Regions from separate parts of the Homo sapiens genome. Here region 1 is linked to region 2. Evidence: chromatin loops called from intact Hi-C (ENCODE). Cell type or tissue: chondrocyte. All regions are shown on one strand. Each heading gives the region's core, and the rest is flanking DNA. Links, peaks and the distances in the headings are about the cores only. Region 1 overlaps SGIP1 (SH3GL interacting endocytic adaptor 1). Region 2 holds the start of SGIP1 (SH3GL interacting endocytic adaptor 1).

What was found. Peaks named below come from ENCODE experiments on the same cell type or tissue, not always from the same donor. Only the 100,000 strongest peaks of a DNase experiment are listed, where the experiment ranks them.
Region 1: it touches region 2 in a loop (2.9-fold over the local background); 10 of 110 quality-filtered maps call a loop at or near these places.

Annotation. Positions count from the first base shown.
Region 1 is chr1:66,673,057-66,683,163 of GRCh38, forward strand. SGIP1 (SH3GL interacting endocytic adaptor 1) reads left to right here. Exons shown (of 25, transcript NM_032291.4): 12 at 225-310; 13 at 3,948-4,040; 14 at 6,622-6,696; 15 at 8,813-9,313. Among named protein-coding and RNA genes, the nearest start is that of MIR3117, 50 kb to the left of the region's middle. In chondrocyte, for the core only: no CTCF peak of the experiment used is centred there; no DNase peak of the experiment used is centred there.
Region 2 is chr1:66,528,739-66,538,845 of GRCh38, forward strand. SGIP1 (SH3GL interacting endocytic adaptor 1) reads left to right here and starts at 5,415. Exons shown (of 25, transcript NM_032291.4): 1 at 5,415-5,630. The coding sequence starts at 5,621. In chondrocyte, for the core only: no CTCF peak of the experiment used is centred there; DNase peaks (open chromatin) are centred at 4,513 and 5,313.

The DNA.
Region 1 (10,107 bases), core at 820-8,819, 140 kb after region 2:
GAACTAAGGATCTCACCTTCTACCAATTCTTTTGTCCCATAATACATCTGACATCCTTATAAAATACTTTCTAGCCCTAACGGGGCTTGTATACACATGCATGCATGCACTGGTGCACACACACACTTGTTTCACTAAGAAAAATATGTGAAAGCTTGTATATCTTTTTGAGTATTAATTTTTGAGCCCTTTCCCTGTATTTTGCCTTAATGTGTGTGATTTAGCAAAAAGCCTCCAGATGACACTACGGCCCTTGCTCCTCTCTTTGGCCCACCACTAGAATCAGCTTTTGATGAACAGAAGACAGAAGGTAGGAAAAGAAACTCCATATATTATAGATTTGTTTTTTCTTTTATTAAAGTACAACTCTTCTAGATTAAATGTATGTATTTTGAGGTATATTTTTAATATATTATTTTCGTGGGAAAGAAAAGTTTCAATCTAGGTGTGCTGTCAAGAACAGAAGTTTAGTTTGAAAATCTCTATTATTTTAGGATTTGAAACTTTACTTCCAGAAATATCTAATAGCTAAGAAGCTCATTCTTCAAAACAAGTCAGTAAAAATTACTGCAAGTCTACACAAATCCCGGTCATGGAGTAAACACTCTGGGAACCAGACCATCATCATTTGAGGTGTCAACAGAATCACAAATGGAGACAGACCTTCATACATCCGTCATTGTCGCTGTCGTTGGGGTGTGGCCTCCCTGACCATCTTTGCTCTTTCCCACCTCATAATGAAGGCATCAATTGGATTGCTCACAACAGTCATTGTTTGCTGGCTCAAGACCCAGGAATGACCTTGAATCATTTAGAAACTTAGAAATAAGGCCAGGTGTGGTGGTTCACTCCCTCAATCCCAGCACTTTGGGATGCTGAGATAGGATTGCTTGAGCCCAGGAGTTCGAGACCAGCCTGGACAACATACGGAGACCCCCATCTCTACAAAAAAATTTTTAAAATTAGCCGGGCATGGTGGTGCATGCCTGTAGGCCCAGCTGCTCGGGAGGCTGAGGTGGGAGGTTCACTTAAGCCCAGGAAGTCAAGGCTGCAGTGAGCTGTGATCACACCATTGCACTCCAGCCCGAGCAGCACAGCAAGACCCCACCTCAAATAAAATAAAATAAAATAAAATGCTACTGAAGAAATATCTTTATTTCTGCCATTATTTTTGAGTTTACTTATTAAATATTTATTCCTAGAGTTAAACATTTAACATTTTTAAATTAACCATGTTTTTGGATGGCTGTAAATACCGTGTACTTTACTGACATAAAATCAGCTCTCTATAAAATGGATCTTATCTATCCCTGAAATGTGTTTATGTCTAATGCATGTATTTCCAATAGCTATGTTTGGTAATATAGAATGTTTTTATAAAAAATTATTTGACTTAGGGGCACCATGGTAAATGTATAATAACATGTTATCCTTCTAGGACCTATTGGTGAAGGGCCTTAAGTGTTAAAGAATTGGAAGCATAGTGGGTAGACTAAGCTACATTAACAAAGAGACCCCAAGTACAATAAATTAAACAAGATGGAATTTTATTACTCTTTCAGGTTAACTGTCTGGAAGTAAACAATATAGGACTGGTAAAGTAGTTCTGTTGTCTTTAAAATGTTACTTTTATCTCTGGCTCCAAGGAGGCTGCTGCAGCTCTCCTCCCCTCCCATTCAGAAGAAAGGAAGTGGGGTGAGGACCACTGGAACTCACTGCTAACTATTCTAAGAGCAAAACTAGAAGAGATACAAGTCACTTCCTGCCAAACCCCACTGGAGAGAATTTGGTGCTATGTAGCCAGCTAAAATTCTGTTACTATAGAAGAACTGGAGAATGAATTCTGGGAGATAGCCAGCAGTCAGCCACACCTGAATATTTTCAATGATTTTGTTAGGAAACTGTACAAAGAACATTTCTAAATACTCCTTAATGATTTTAATGTCCATAACTTAGAATCCCTATGTAAAGGTGGCCTTGCAGTGAGGCTATCAGTTTCCTTATTAACTCATCTGTGATCAATCTCACTCTTAATGACATATCGTATGGTGACTGGAGACGGGATTTGATTTGTTGCACCTACATCTGCCCGTTTAAGGAATCCCATAACTATATGAAAACTTTATGTAAAACATAGAAATCATTCTTAAAAATCATAGCTGTGTTCCACATGGAATTCATGAAGAAAATGCTGCTTCGTATCTTTGGAGAATGTTTGCTTTCATGTTAAAACAGAGCGAAGTCCACCTTTGAGGCTTGTGGTGGGGAGGAGATACACACCCAGACCTGTCCATGACTGTGGCCTCAGTTGTTCTTTAGATGATTTCAGCCCCTGAACTTCTGTAAAGTTCCTGCCTTTGCACCGATCACACTAGCTTTTTCGATACCCACACTTCCCTTTTGTATCTACTCATTCTTCTTTAGATTGATTTTTCTTTTTCTTTCTGTCTTTCTTTTTCGTTGTTTTTCTTTTTCTTTTTCTTTCTTTTTTTTTTTTTTTTTTGACAGAATCTCACTCTGTCACCCAGGCTGGAATACAGTGGCAAGTTCTTAGCTCACTGCAGCCTCGACCTCCCACAGCGATCCTCCCACCTCAGCCCCCAGAGTAGCTGGGATCACAGGCACATGCCACCCCACCTGACTAATTTTTGTATTTTTTGTAGAGACTGGGTTTCACCATGTTGCCCAGCTGGTCTCGAACTCCTGGACTCATGTAATCCTCCCACCTCAGCCTCCCAAAGTGCTGGAATTACAGCTGTGAGCCACCATGCCTGGCCTAGAAAGATCTTTCTATCACTAGTTGAAATGGTCTGGGGAAAAAATATGTATTTTAGAGTTAAAAGTCTGCTACATCAGATCTTAGCTCTTCTGCTTTTACCGTGGACACCTCATTAAACCACTCCTATCACTATTTTCCTCTCCCATAAGTGGAACTGGTATCAACCACATAGTGGTGGTAAGAGTATTCAAATAGACAGTAACAGCTACTGGCCTTGTGATACGTGTTTTATAGACATTTTATATATACTCTATTCATATATCTTTCCTCTGTTAATCCTCTTCATAACTCTCTAAGGTTGCTTTTATTATCTCCACTTTACACTAAAGGAAGGCAGCGCAGAGAGGTTAAGCAACCTGCCAAGGTCCTACGGTCAGTGCAGAGGATAGATTCAAACCACATCCAACTGACTTCCCAGCCTGTCCTAGACAACATAATGAATTACAGCAGTACTTGCATAGTCCCTGCCACAGGATAGGTACTGAGAAGCACTAACTATTTGCATTATCATAGGTATTTTTAATAATCAGAACAGGAAGCAAAAAGAAAGAGAAGAAATGTTAAATTCAGTGTCCTTAGGCCCAAAACCTAATTGCCCTATGTTCGGTGCCTAAGCACTCATTTTTCTGGTTCTCTTAACATATTCACCAAGTGTTTTTAGGATAGTTTAGTTTCTTTTTATGATGCTGTAAAAGGTTTATGTAAAGACCCTTCAAGGATAGGAACCACTGCATAGAATGCAGGCGTTTTCAGTTTTGAAGCATATTTATAGGAGGCTTTAAATCAACCAACTTACAGCAAAACAAATGTTCATGGGGTTAATGTCTGGATTTTCAAATGGGTACCTGAAACAGAGCCAGTACATGTACTGATACTCAGAATGTCCTTACGTGACCACCCAGGAAGCAAATGCAGATTCTGCTCTGAAAGTTTTTATGTAGCTATATGTACACACACAGACACTCCTCCCACCCACACTCACACCACACTCCTATTTCTATTCTCTGCTTGAAAAGAATAAGGAGCAGCACATTCCTAAGTTAATTTTTTAGTACTGAGACAAGAGGAAAATAATTTTGTAAAGCTCAACTTGAAATCGAAATTTTAAGTTCTAAAGTATGGGGATTTTTTTTAACTCACCCTGGGAAATCTTCTTTTTTGTTTCCAGTTCTTTTAGATCAGCCTGAGATATGGGGTTCAGGCCAACCAATTAATCCAAGCATGGAGTCGCCAAAGTTAACAAGGCCTTTTCCCACTGGAAGTAAGTTATGTGTCTGCTCTGTCTGGAAAAATAAGTGACTCATTTTAGTGTCTGTCTGCATAGTGAAATTAGGCAACTCTTAAAAAGTCTATGTAAGCAACATTAGAACTGAATAATATTAAGAAGAGATGTTATTCTAACAGGCTTTCAAGTTAAAGAACTCAGGGCAGGTTATGAAGACAGGAAGAAAATAACATAATAAAGCAAATTATTAACCTTGAATCATAGCCTTTTCTGAAATCCCACATGCTTATTCATTCATTTATTCATTGTACGTAAGTAAGAATAAGAAGCAAGGGAGCTAAAGAAACTACTGCATTCCAGGCATTAGGCTATCATATAACACAGAGGTGAACAAGTCTAATACGGTCTCTGCTCATCCTATAGAGCAACTGAGGCTGCACAGGACAGAAAGGACACATTGATAGGAAAGAGTGACAATTGGGGAACAAGAGAACTGAGGCTATATGGTAGAGAGAAGCTGAGATAGTAGATCAGAGTAAATGTATGTGAAAGTTGCCATCAGTCTGGCTTCTTCCAGCATGACCCAGGCGTCTGGGAAAGGAGGTCCTGAAGATCCAGATAGCCGTTCACCGGTGGTGGGTTGGGCTATTTGGACTGAATGGATTGTTCATCAGGTAAAGCCACCCTTCTTAAAGATTTATTGAATTCCCTTTTCAGTAGACTGCCTCTGAAGCATGCCTGTGGAAAGCACTCTTTTCAAAAAAAGGTGTTTGGGGAGGAGAGAGATGCAGAGGATGTTTTTACTCCTTTGGGCTCACATACAGACCAACCAATACTTTTTCCAGTTCAGCATCTCCAGAGCTTACGCCTTGGTGCCTAAAGGTGATCATGAGAATTAACCGCGGGGATTCATAATCAAAGGCCAAGAGGTTGTTTGTTGGAAATATTATTGCTATAAAGCCGTGTGATCTAGCCTTTCCAAAGATATTTCCCTCATTAAACAGGATAGGAAAAACATCATTATCAACAATTTTTTAAAAACTTCTGAACTTTGAAAAATGTATTTTTAAAATATTTGAACCACAGTGGCATGATTTTGAATGTTTTCCCCTGCAAAACAAAACTAGTGAAAAAGCTGTAACTTCCTTGAAAAGCTTTCTTTACAGACCTGAGCTATGCAAGTGATCCCTAGAAAACCCTTTCCTAAATGCCAAGAAAGTAAATGAATTGTTTATGGAGGTGATGTATTGGTTTTAACTATTGGTATTTCAGAGCTGTGAGTCTTACGTGCTGTGGTTACACTTAGCACAGCACAGGCTGTTGTTTAATTGATGTGCATTATATCATTCTGCTCATGTTGTAGTTGCAGCATAAGTTTTCTATTTTAGCTTATTAGGCTTTTACAGTATTTTATTTGTTTTTATGGTATTTTGTTGATTATGACCTTGATTTTTGGCAGAGATCCTTAATCAGGAGCAGAGCCCCTGATTGACTCTTAACTTCTGTGGGAAAATATGGTCCACTAGAGGTGTAGCTTTCAGAAGCTCATAATTAAGATTAAGAACCACATATTCCTAGGCTTTAGGATGAGGGTTGTTAGTCATACTTATTGTGTGGAAGAACAGGATGCTACCTAAAAATAATAAATAAAGTACGGGAAGGGGAGGAGGAGGGAGGAATGACAGAAAAAGCTTCTTCCTAATTTAGGCAAGTGGAAGGTACCAGCAAGCGCTCTCCAGCCATGTGCCTACCTGCCTCCCTCTGCGTTTAGGTTATGAGAGATTGGACGGCATTCAGATTCACAGCTAAACTTTGGGATGGCCTGTGAAATTAGTGTGAACTCTTTGAATCTACCAGATAGGACCAGTGACAAGAAAACATACACTTAAAGAAAGAGGAAGAAGAAATGAACCAGTTGAAACAGTAATTCCAAACTTTGCCCACAAAGTGACAAGTCCAGCTCAGAAGGGTGAATCTCTTCGTAGGGACCATGATACTTGATTTGGCTGTAATTTTTGTCAAAGGAATCTGTTCATTCCTCCTTGACCCAAGCAGTTAGTTTGCTTCTAACTTTAAAAAATGTACTAAAATTTAAGAAATATAATTTTGAGAAATCTTTCCCAACTCAATCTGGACACTAAGATCCTGACTGGATTAAAAACCCCTCACAGGAGCCCCCACCCAACCTGTGATTTCCGTTATCAAACCCTCGACTGTAACTGTCAGCGGACATGATTTCATTCAGTCAGTCATAAATCCCTTGAGGCCAAAGACTATTTTTATTCAACCCTATGACCCTAGTTCCTAGTACAGGAGGTAGGACGTAGTTGCTGCTTGAGGTTTGTGTGTTGAATCATATTTACATGAATAAAATGGTGATATTATTATTACTGTCCAACATTCTCTTGACGTTCTCTTATTCTCATAAAATGGAACAATCTGAATGGGTTCTGCCTCAGTTCTTTGGCTTTGAACTTCAAAGAAGTAGACCATTAATTGCTATTCCATTTCCAATAGCAGGAATATAACTGAAAGCCCAAATCCTGCTTATTTAAAGTGTATTGTATGACTTAGGAAGCACATGACCAATGATACTTAATTTCTCATCTTTTTGCAGCACCTCCACCACTGCCTCCAAAAAATGTACCAGCTACCCCACCCCGAACAGGATCCCCCTTAACAATTGGACCAGGTACGCTTTTGTTTTTTCAGTTCTGGGATGATGTGTCAAACAGAGCAGTGGCCCCGGATGAACATGCCCTTGATGTGTTGAAAACTGTAGGCTACACAAAAACATCACAATGTTGGCATTCAGTTTTGCTTTCATTAGAATTTCTTATGCAGACTTATTTTAAAGCACCACTTCCAGGTTTCACACACACAAAAAAGTAATAATTTCTCAGTTAATTTTTCCTTGGTATAATTTTGTTGAATGAGGGACATTTTGTAACACGAAATGAAAAAAATCTCAATATGAAAATTCATTGTTTAATTAACCCCTCACTTCGTTGGATCTCGTTTTAATGATTTACAAATTCATAGTCTCAAAGCACAGTTGGTATTTTTTCAAGAGAATTTTGCTAAGTCTAAAACTATCTAGTCTATGAAGACATAAAATGGTTCCCAGGGTGTGCAGCATACTGGTGGTGGGGAAATTCTTTTTCATTCAAGTATTTATTATCTCATGGCAAGGAGATATGTAAAGATTATGAAATATGGCAAGGAATTGCTACACACCTGTAGACAGATAATGCTTAAGGCACACCTTTACCATCTATTAAAATCAATACTATGTATTCATACAATTTATAGTCTGCCAAGTCTTACTGGACTAGCAAATCAAAAGTAGTAATAGCTGTTATGTGCCTGGGCCCTTAGAATGTGGTTCTTTATCACCTTCGGAATTCTGTTGCAGCTTCATCCTTTGCTATTTATGCAGCCTGGTGAGTTTGATAGCTGCAGAGTGGGGCATTCATCAACAAAAGCAAAAGCACGATGTAGTTATTTATGAAATTTATATTGACTCAAACCCAATAGAGAGTCATCCAGAGCTTCATAAGTAAAGATGTTTGCAGGTTCAAGACATTTTGGCCCCTTTTATTTCCACAAATTGTGTTAGATATAAATATACCTACTAGCACAAGATTATAAATATTGCGGACTATGCAAAATGCTTCCCCATTTATCTGTAGCCTTGGAACCTTGAAAGTTAATTCCTTTCAAGCTAGAAATATAGAAATACTAAGATGGCTCATATAGCCCAAGAGTTATATAAAGGTAAAGTGACTTCTGTTCATGCCTTCCAGTTATTTAGGTAGCAATTTGTAATGTGAATAATCTCAGTTTTTAAAAAGTGCAGTTCTTCATACAGAGCTGTAGAAGATCATTCTTAATTTTTTCTCTTATTATTGCTATGAGTTAAAAAGAATAGCTTATGCTAATATTTTAGCAAAACAGACATGTTGGTATCATGACAACATATAGATAAATATCACAGTTATGCTTATGAGGTTGACAGGTTAGACTTAATGAGAAAAGAAATTATTTAAAAATTTTTAAATTATTTTCTTCTCCATTAAGCAGGTATATATGTAACAGTTCTAATAAGTAGCAAATGCCTCCTCAATAATCTATGTGTGTGTTGTGTGTGGGGTGTATATATCTGTATTTGTAAGTATCTTTGTGGTGATACCTTCTTAATCTTTGTACTGTGTTTCTGGTGTTTTTTAAGGTTGAGGATATACAGCTAAATACGATGTGATCACTTCTTAAAATTAACAAATATTATAATCAGTTTCACCAAAGTCTTGATTTAATATACAAGAGTAGACAATCTTTATAAAATGTGAGGCCAACTTTGACTTCTCAATTCTTATATTGTGTGATGTGTATTTTATTAGGCCAGATTTTCAGAAGGGACCTTGCTTTTGGAATTTGCAGTCCCAGAGCCTGTACTTTTCTGTGAATCTAATACTGCCTTCTCAAAATGATCACACTTGGTGCACCTGTGAGCAGCCTTCGAGAGCAGTATCATGCACAGCACTTTACATGATGGTCAAAGTAGCTAGCTGTGCTCAGCTTGCAAAAAAGAGTAAACAATAGCATAAAAATATGATGCTCACTTTGTGGAGGGGGGATCTCTCCCCTCACCTTAGGCTCCTAATCCAATAAAGATATTTTTACATCATGAAGTATGCCCACTGAGGCACCTCAGACACCAATGTATTTTCCAGTCTTTGCCTCCCTCCCTCACTCCCCACACAAATAATAAGTCAATTAAAGTTTAAAATCAACTACTTTAACCACAGGAAATGACCAGTCAGCCACAGAGGTCAAAATTGAAAAACTACCATCCATCAATGACTTGGACAGCATTTTTGGGCCAGTATTGTCCCCCAAGTCTGTTGCTGTTAATGCTGAAGAAAAGTGGGTCCATTTTTCTGATACATCCCCGGAACATGTTACTCCGGAGTTGACTCCAAGGGAAAAAGTGGTGTCCCCACCAGCTACACCAGACAACCCAGCTGACTCCCCAGCTCCAGGCCCTCTCGGCCCCCCAGGTCCCACAGGCCCCCCAGGGCCTCCTGGGCCTCCTCGCAATGTACTATCGCCGCTCAATTTAGAAGAAGTCCAGAAGAAAGTCGCTGAGCAGACCTTCATTAAAGATGATTACTTAGAAACAATCTCATCTCCTAAAGATTTTGGGTTGGGACAAAGAGCAACTCCACCTCCCCCACCACCACCCACCTACAGGACTGTGGTTTCGTCCCCCGGACCTGGCTCGGGCCCTGGTCCGGGGACCACCAGTGGTATGTCTTATGCTTGAGTGTGCTTCTTGTGACGGGGAATGGCCATGGCTGCTGCAGTGTGAGCAACACCGTCCTCCTGCCTGGCAGCTGGCTTCAGAGCTTCAGCCCTCACTCCTCTAGTCTGGGTGTCCTGTGGCCCCACAGCATGTCCTAGTCCATCAGATGCTCACAGTCATGGTCCAAGTCTGTGGATGTGTTCTGCCTTGCACTCCCAGCCCTTAGGTGTGCCCTGCCATCCACGCTGCAGTTAAGAGGTCTTGATTTCTAAAACAAAGCTGTCATGCCATTGTTTGGAATTCAGGAAAGTTCTAGGAAGACAGATTTCACAGAGAGTGGGTTTCATGTTAAATGTCTGATTTCCTTGTCGGATGCCCCCACAAGGACACTAGGTTTTGTGGGCCAATGTGTTATGTGTGTATGTAGGCAAGCAGGAGGGGGTGGGTGGGCTTCTTTTTTTTTTCTATTTTTTTCTTTTCTTTTTTGGTTGTGGAAGAACCACGTTAACCCCTCTAATTTCTTTAAAAAGACATAAGGTTTGAAAAGGAGATTTTAGGAAGAAGCAAAAGAAAAAAAATGGGATACATATATTGCATCTGTAATCCAATCAAGCTGTCACTGAAGACAAACTTGATCTCTGTTCTCACCAGTTGACACACTCATCAGGCTATAGGTCAACTCTAAGTGTGGTGACAGGTGATGGACTCTATGCCAATTCTGATACTGAATTTTCTTTTGCTTATTTGAAGCTTCATTTTGTGTGTTTTAATTATGAAAGTATAGTAACACCTACCATG
Region 2 (10,107 bases), core at 1,040-9,039:
CTTCCATGCACTCTTTCTGGCTCTCAGTATGCTCTTTTATCACAGCAATCTGCTCTTATTTATTGCTGCTGTATCTCTGAAATTATATCAAAACTAAAAAACAGATTTTTTGAAAAATGCCTCTCAAGTTCTCCACATTTCCTCTGCCTCGGTGGGGACATTTCCTATGCTTCAGTGAGCTGTAGTTATTTTCCTTCTCTTTTGAAACTGTTGAATTTTCTCATAGATTCAGTGTTACTGCTTATCTTTATCAATGTAGGTCTAGATTAAGCAGTACTCCCAGCTGATATAAATTCCTTCAGCACTCATGTAGCTATGAACACATGGCTCTTGGGATGCTCATAGTCCAATGGGTGAAAAGCATACAAGGGCATGTCTTGTCTTTGGCATAAGTGGGCCAGCACATAGAGTCTTCCCCCCAGGGAAACAGGAGCATGACTACAGGTTCTGCTGGTTTCTCTCTGGATACAATCATATTATGGGTTCTGTTTGCCATAGAAACTTGTGTGTATATATATATAGTATACACACACACACACACACACATATATATACACATATATATACACACATATATACACACATATATATACACATATATATATACACATATATATATACACATATATATACACACATATATATACACATATATATATATACACACACACACATACATAGGCACAGTAGTCAGCATATGACAGTCCAATGTAAGTTTTGGTTTAAAAAAAATCTATCATGAGAACTCATCAACATGGCCCCCAGTGACTGGTTTGAAAAGTGAACAATGATCCAAGCCAGGTCAACCACAGTCCTTCCCTGGAAGTTTTTTGAAGGAGATCTAGCCTAGTAAATCTGTGAAGAGGTGAGCTTAGAGGATGCTAATGGTCAGGCCTGATCATGTGGAGAAAAATTAGTAAGAGAAAAGGAGATGACATGCTGGAAGAGACAGAGAGAGTTCTGAGTACTTGGTTCAGGTAACAAAATTTCCTGGATTGTCCTGGTTCTTGCTTTCCCTCAGCTGTTCAGTTCTTGCTATAATTCTATGAGCTACCTCAATAAATTCCATTTTTGCCCATGTTAGTTGAAGTTGGAGTTCTTTTATTTCAGCCAGGAATAGAGTAACTATGGGAACCCACACACACACAAATATATGTATCTCTTTTTCATCTATATCATCTCATGGAATTCCAATTTTTCAGTCTTGCCAATTTCCAGGACTTGGGCAACATATTTTTCCATCTACATTCACTGAATTACCTCAGTGGGGATAGCAAAAGGGGCAGAGTCAATTGTCATGTTAAGAGCACTACCTTGGAGATACACAAACACATACACAAATCTGGATCCATATTTTAATGCTAATTTTCTTTCCTCCTTTCTTTGTGACTCAATTCTCATTGTCTTCTTTCTCTTTCTAAAATATAAACAAATTTCCCCTTCAACCTAAAATTGGGAGATAGTGAAGAAGCTCAGCTTTTATAGTAGGAATATAATAAGATTTCATTCTGAAACACTATGTAATCAGCCATTACTACCATACAAATGTTATTTTAGAAAAAATGTTGAATGTCTAGTGACTTCAGCAATTTAGTTTTTGGTCTTGGACCAGTCATAAGTACCATATCAGAGCCTGGTATGATCTGGGTTGACATTCACATCCTGAGCTGAACTCCTGAGCAATTCTTGCACTTTGATGCAAGTCAGTTATTTACCCAATCTTTTCCATATACCATTTGACTTTCATTTCAGAATTGCAAAAAGTATTCCATGGTTTTGGAGGCTAGATATTCTCCTTTGCCCTTGCTGGCAAGCAAAAATTATACGATGAAGTGATAAAATTTGAACCACAACCTAAAGTATTGTCTTTGTTCTTGATCAAAACAATTTTTTTTTCAAAAACCTATGAGAGGCCAGGCATGGTGACCCACACCTGTAATCCCAGCACTTTGGGAGGCCGAGGCTAGTGGATCACTTGAGGTCGGGAGACCGAGACCAGCCTGGCCAACATGGTGAAACCCCTTTCTACTAAAAAAAAAAAAAAAAAATCAGGTGGACATGGTGGGGCATGACTGTAATCCCAGCTACTCAGTTGGCTGAGGCAGGAGAATAGCTTGAACCCAGGAGGTGGAGGCTGTAATGAGCCAAGATCTCACCACTGCACTACAGCCTGGGCAACAGAGTGAGACTGTCTCAAAAAAAAAAAAAAAAAAAAAAAAAAAGAAGAAGAAGAAAATAAAAAGAAAAAAACCTATGAGAAAACACCACAATTAGGATAATCTCTTTTGATTACATATTTGAGCAAATTTTATTGAAACAGAACTTCATTCATTGGATGTTCTATTGGATATGCTATTGGTAATAGCATCTTCTTTTTAAAGGATAAAATACACACAACTGATGAAGTTGCGGTGAAGTTTAGCCTTTGGGATTAGCTTTACCACCTTGAAATACACATCCCTTTCTGACAATATCTACAAACTTCTGCTTTTCCTATAAATAGTCATTGACCAAAAGAATCTTTCCATTGACTTGCTGTCTCTAGATAGTTGCTGCAAGTCTAAAAAAACTTGAAGTGTACCCATACCAAACCTATCTGAGAGGATTGCTCTAACACACTGTAAAACTTACATTGGGAGGAAGAAGGCAGGCAGCCTGGGTTTCTCCACCTTTCCCTTACATCCTAACAATGGCCCCCACTCCTGCACCTCAGTGCTTGCACTCACCTCCAGATTTTACATGATACTTTTTTCTTACTTACAACTCCCTATATTCTTTAGAACTACCACTTCAAGCCCATTCCAATTAAGTTCTGAACTCTGAAATTTCACCTCTGTAAAAAAAAAAAAAAAGTCTTTCCTAATTAACCTCATTAGATTTTGATTTCCTACTTAGCAGCCTTTCAGAAATCTCCAACATGTTACATCTTTGGATGCATCACCTGGTCTTTCACTAACTTGTTCTCTGTGCATTTGGTACAACTCCCAGTTGGCTGCAAACTTCTTTGATGCATCTGCCAGCCCTTTGGTAGTAATAATACTAATACTAAAAAGCTAACATGCAGGTCTTATTATGCTCCAGACAAAATGCTAAGTAATTTACTAGCAGAGTATTTGAATACTGTCTGGCACATAGTAAGCCATTAATACAGGTTTGTTATTATTACCATTTATAGCTCAATTAACTTGGCATTATTATTCTCTCCATTTCAGGATAAGAAAACTGTGAGGCACAGAGAATTACATAAATTGCTCAGAGTCACAGAGCTCATTATGTGGCACAAACAAAACTTGGTGCCCATCTATTTGACACGAATACCCATCAATGTTCTTAATCATTACAAAACATTTGCTAAACACACACACACATGCACACACACACACACAAATCAATCCTTTTTGCAATAATACCCCTCCAGTTTTCAGAGCAGTGTAAGTTGTACTCAAGGCAGGTTTTACTTAGGAATTCATTCCCCTTTTAAAATTTAACTGTCTTAGAGACATAAGAAAAAAGTCACAAGTATTTGTATCTCCCTGAAGAATTTCATTTTAAAATTTAGAGGCCACTGAAGTATGTGTCCTTAGGGAGAACAATGGGTTTTTCAAAACTTCTAAATTGCTAAGGAGCTGTGTTTTGCTTTTCAACTATTAATATGCTACTTCAGTCAGTCACCAGTACGTCATATTTGCTTTGGTAGAAAGAGCTAGGCCATGTCCAGGGCTGAGCAATAGAAAAAGTTCATGAGTATATTGCTAATAGAAATGATTAATAATACATTACAGGCTCAACCCTGATCATACCATGCATCTTCTTCCAGTTATTTTGAGTACATTTTCATTGGATGCTCACAATTGCTCTCTATTGTAACAGCTTTTCTCCTGGTCATACTGTGAGATTATACAGGGAGAAATGCCCACTTCTGATGTTGTTTTTCCTGAGTTCTAAAGAAGGCGTTCCCTTTCCTCCCATCTCCTTTCCTTTTTCTCTGCCTTCTCTCTCTCATAGGCTGCCCTGCCCTTTTCTTCCTTCGCTGTCTGAGCTTTCTTGAAGGGAACCAAGGGTCGTAGATCCCCCAGGGCTGGGCCCTTCTGAAAGGCTCCATGGTCTCTGGAGAGCAGTCAGGTGACAGACTGAACCCAACCGGGCCCAGTGACACAACTTCCCACTTAGGCAACTACACAGCCCCCAGATCCCATTCCTGGCAGCTTCAAAACCCTGGGCTCCGCCACAACCAGGCACAACTGCCTCCCTCCAGGTTTCCACTTGGGTGAATGAATAGGCTTGAAGGCGACTCCAGATGCAGGAGGCGCGTCGCGGAGAAACGTGTCATTTAGGAGAAAGTTTGTTTCCTACAGAGACTGCAGTTGGCAGCTGCAGCCCCAGTCGGTTGCGAGAAAAGCTCCCCACCTGGGGAAGCGAGGCCGCTCCCGTGTGCGCTCGGCGGGGAGGACGCGGTGGCGGCGGGACTCGAACTCGGTCGTCGAAGGGCGCCCCGCAGGGTCCCGTCTGTAGCCCGGACGGCGAGCCCAGGTTGGAGTGGGAGGGAGCCGGCGTGCACAGCTGTCTTTGGTCGGGCTCAGGCTTCCGCTCCCTGCCTGCTCCCCTTTCCAGCCTCCCGCCCCAGAAACGATCTCGAGCGTTGCCAGTTTGATTCCAGAGCCCCACTCGGGTGGGTTCTTTTGTTTCTTTGTTTTAATGACAGTTCCCAGCCCTTCAGCATGTCATGCGCAATTAATTCCCTGGCTCTCACGAAGGCAGCTGGGGTGAAATTTCTTCTGCATCATCCTTTTGGGGATGTTTATGATGTGACGTCAGTCGGATTGATTTTTCTCTCTTGAATGAAGGATGGGAGGGGAGAAAGAGAGACGGAGAGAGAGAGAGACGCACAGATGTGCACGGAGGCCACAGACACTGACATTTGGAATTCCTTCAGGGTAAAAGGACACCGGAATGGGAGCTTAGAAGTGTGTTGCTAAGATTTCCGGCTGCACGGAATTATTAAGTTTTTCTTAAAAAAACAAAAAAAGAAAGAAAGAAAGAAAAAGAAAAGAACCCCCTCCGCAGCGAGCCACTTAGGTGCTGCTTTCACGCCAGAGTCCCCTGTTAAGGTGGCAGCCCTTGATAACTAATCTCGGGCACCCAGCCGCTTCTGTAAGCTTAAGGAGACGACGAGGAGGGGCGGGGGAAGTGCGTCACCAGGTGGGGAAGGGGCTGTGTATTTGGTGACAAGCGGGAGGCGATGGGGGTGGAGGGGAATGGGGACGGGAAATAGGTTCTGTGTGCTCTCCGGGGGTATTGTGTCAGGAGATGCAGGCTGGCTACCATGTGACGCGGTCCAAAGCTGAAGGGATTGGCCGAGGCAGCGCAGGCGGTGCAGCTCGGCCAGCTTGCCGTTCCTCTCCCTTTCTCTCAGCATCTTCTTGGTAGCCTGCCTGTAGGTGAAGAAGCACCAGCAGCATCCATGGCCTGTCTTTTGGCTTAACACTTATCTCCTTTGGCTTTGACAGCGGACGGAATAGACCTCAGCAGCGGCGTGGTGAGGACTTAGCTGGGACCTGGAATCGTATCCTCCTGTGTTTTTTCAGACTCCTTGGAAATTAAGGAATGCAATTCTGCCACCATGATGGAAGGTAGGATGCTTTCTGCTATGGTTGACTGGCTTCAGGCAAGGTTTGGGCAGAACAGCATTAAAGAATATGTGCAGCCAGTGTATGTGGCGGTTCTAGAACCTGGTTGCCAATGTTTTGCAAGCAGAAATGCTGCAGTTTGCTTGCAGTGGATCTGGGCTCAGACTAATGGAATCAAACCACAGGGCTGCTGCCTAGCTCAGAACCTACAGAGCTCCCAGCTCCTTTGAGAGAGAAAAGCCTAAAGTGTTTGCAGGGAGCTGAGATGGAGCTAGGAAAGAGCTTGCAGAGCAAATAAGTTGGGCGAGAAGATAAGGTTTTCTGTTCTGGGTTCCTGGGACTACACTGATTAAACATTTACAATGGAAACTTGTTTTCTGAAATTGACATTAGACAGGAGAGGTCATTAACAGAGTTATCCATACAGACATTTTCAGTGAACTGTTTAAAATTGTAAAAATTCTCATAAGGTATTTTTATCTCTGCAGTTTACATCATATTATTGGGATGGGGAGGGCAGCAAATTTGGTCCATAAACTGTAGTTGTATGAGAATGTCATTGCAACAGAATGAAAAATATAAGGAAAATATCCGGGCCTCTTGCCTCCTGATTCGGGGTCTTATCAGGTTAAAAAAGAATTTTGTGCTCCCTAAATGCTTTCCCTGTCCAATGGATTTTAGCCAAGTATCAAATGATTATTTGCTGATGATCTTTTCGCATATTCAATATTGAGTGTAAGGAGGAACTTTCCCTGGAGAGATGCTATTTAAACTATATTTTATTCTGCTAAATTACCCTTCCCAGTCTGACACTGTGACAGCCAAGATTGTCTCCAAAAAGCAGCAAGCTGATCAGGAAAGAAGCAAGCAGCTCTATGCAGGCTTTGATTTTCTGTTTTCACACTATAGGATGGTGCAAAACTCCTGGCCTTTCCTAAGATGACAGGCAGAAATTTGTCCCCAGCCTGGATTTCACAATGCAGAATTGAGTGCATAATGGGTCTCAAATCAGCCATGAAAATGGCAGAGAGGCCACCTCTTAAGCCAAGGTTTGTCCTACGGATTTTAACTATTCCTTAGAAATTTACCAAAATGGAATAAGAGGAGGAAGGTTTCATAAAAACAGCAGTGTAGCCTGTACTTATTTGGCAGAAATGAATTCTTTTTGCTCTCCCTGTCATCATGTCAAACATTGTTAATGTGATTTGGGGGAGTGAAGAATTCTAGAGTCAAAACCCACAGATTTTAGAAGATAGCCTTAAAAGAGAGGTTGGGTATGATTTTGTTATGGAGCTGAGTCTTGTTTGCAAAAGGCTCTCAAGCTAGCCCTTTAAATCCAGGCCTAAATAAATTGAGATTGCTAACACTCTCAGATTAAATCATTTTCATTAATTCAAAATTGATTTAATCTTTGAATAACAAGGCAAGACAGAGTGTTATTTATGCACTTTTCAATTAAAAGCTCATGTGGATTATCTTCTTCAGAAAAAATATCTTGCCTGTAGAGGTACTGTATTTCTCCAGCTCAACTTCATATAGCTTTCTTAAAAATGCATCTGCACACATTCTGATTAGATTTCAGTGTTGCATAGAGAATTGGATGCTCTTTCTTTTCACTTCTTGCCTTGCAAACCATGGCACTAAAGTATCTTCTTTGAAGGTTGTAACGTTTTTTGATGCTCATGAATGATTCTCCTGGTAATATGGTCTATTGTGCCATCCAAGAATGTCAGTTCAAAGCTCTGTGATAAGCTTATCCAGGCTGCCTAAACCAAAATGAGAACTGCAACAAAGACTTGTGCTGGAGCTGAATTAGCACTATTGCTCTGGGTTTGCCAAATTTATCTAATGAACAATGTTATCTTAGCACTGGTATGAATTAGTATGAATTATACTATGGATACAGTTGTCTTTCACCAGATCTTTTGCAAGAGAAATTGGACAGGTGTTCCCACTGGCTTAAATAGCTAAATGAAATTAACATTTATTTCTACCCATAGCTCCTACTTAAATGTTTTTAAGCCTTATTATCTTAATAGTTCGGTGACCTTAGAAAGGCAAATAGGAGTTTAACCAAAAATCAATTTGCTATCAGTTGCCTTCCAACTTAGTTGACAGTCTTTTTGGCAATATACATTCATGTTTCTGGTATTGCATGGCAGAATTTCACCTCTGAATTGCTCTTATTCTGAAGGTGTGGTATATAATTATTATTTCAACTTAACTCATCTCTAGAGATTGCCAGCCTCTGTACATCTACCACAATAACCTTGGAAAGATAAGGAACCTCATAAAAGGCACCCCAAATTTGTCATGGCAGCTCTTCGTTGAAACATTAGTGGACTCTGAGAATGTGCTACCAAACATCTAGTTAAAATCATATTTCTTCTGAACTAGTGTGTCTCACACACACACAGAGTCATCCACCCAAACACATTTCTGGAAAGGAAGAAAACATATATTTGCACTCGTGTGGCTGTACATTTCTATATTGCTAAAGTGTTTTAGTCTGCTGCTCAGAAAAAGCATGGCCATGGCAACTTTTCAAAGGCACTTCTCTACTTTGTGTAAAGCAAGAGTAAACAAATATTCAGCAGAATGGGTCATAGTAAACTACGTTTTGTTTGTGTGGAACAGGATATAGGCTCCATTCATTCAATGCCTATTGGAAATCCATCCAATCATAGATGATAAATGTTACTACCTCCTCAGTGATCCTAATTTTGTGGAAGTCAACGAAATAATTCCCCAGGGACCACAAGCAGGTGATTAGTGGTTTGTGGCTCCATGGTTCTTTTAACATATTTTAATTAAAAAACATATTTTAGGGGACTTGATTTGCTGCTTCCTGCATACTTTATCTTTTGGCAGTGGTTGGCATTGAGTTGTTTCTTTTCTAAAGAAAGCCACATGATCTGGAGCCTTCTGTAGTATAAATATGAAAGGAAAGATGATGAGCAAAGGGAATTATTAACTATGGAGTGTACATATTGGCTAAGCTTACAATGAAGTCTATGTGGTTAGGGCAACTATTCAAGGACTATTTTTTGATATATTATTATTAAAGTTTGAAAATGGCATTCTTTAGCTATCCTTTCTAAGATAACTGGAACTAAGTCAGAGTTTCTTGGGCTATCTGTCTATTTGTGAGGGTGTCTAGAAAGTACTTTCCTTGTTCACGTAGGCCCAACTGAAGGCGTTTTGCGTTTTTAGTTCCATATTCAGGCTCTTAGGTGCTATACTAGAAAGATAAGTTTCTGGGTGCCAATGGTTTCATTTTATATGACAATTTAAAAAATTAACAAGCAAATATTTTTAAGGGCTTACTGGGTTTAATTACAATATTCAGGATAATTTAATATATTTTATTATATTTACTACTCATAATAACCTGAAACTAAGTATATTGTATATACGGTGCTTTTTTCAGTCCTTTTCTACCTTTCAAAAGTAAAAATAATGCATTGAGGCAAAAAAATGGTGGAGTGAAATTTGAACCTACATCCATTTAACCACAAAGCTCATGTTTTTGACCCTCTAGGAACCTCTTAGTTTTGCTTTGCATCAGGTTGGGCATGTTAACCTAATTGAAAAATAGGCTGTAGTGCCTTTGGTTGCATATTCTGTGTCTCTCTGTTTTAAATATGAATATTGACAGAACTATACTCTTTAACTTCTTATTAATGCCTTTTATGTCCAAAATCATTATTTAAAAAATTTTGCATAATTGAAGAGTAACTAAACTTCTGTTGTTGCAATAAACCTTATAAACACTAAGAACTTCTTCTTTTCCTATCTAGAAACAGAGTTTTACTAAAATAACATTTGGAAAATTCTTTGGTTTGGTCAGAAAAGAGCAAGACATCTTGAAGCTGGAGCTGTTCATTTTGTATTTAGTTAAGAAGTTTTAAAGGGAATGCTTCTAATTTTCCTACTGATTCTCTTCTTTAAATGATGAAATTACTTTAGAAAATCTAAACATGCAGATAGAAGATTCCAATATATGTTCCATCACCTGTGTAATTTCTCATCTTCTCCAGTGTTCTGTATCATAAAGAACCTCTTTAGATATATATGTTCCCATCCAAATGTCAGGGGTCATCTTTATACTTCTAAAAAGAATATGGAGTCTTTAAAAAATTAAATTAGATAAACCATACTAGAAGACTCTGGATCATTCTTTCTGTTGGATGTAGCACATACACTATCCATGTTTCAAATAAACAAGGTACAGGAAGTTACCAACTCACAATTTTTATGTTCCTGAAAGTTTGTTTGTGAGCTGGTTACTTGGAACATGTTTTCCCATAGGAATAATGATACAAATAATAGAGTCTCACACAAGTCCATCAAAGGCTATTAACCCAATATCTAGCTAACATGCAAATATTTGCCATAAAATGTGTAAAGAACAGTATGGTTCCCATAGTAATCAAATAGAAGAAAATTATGGCATTAAATGTGTTTTTAATTTTGGATG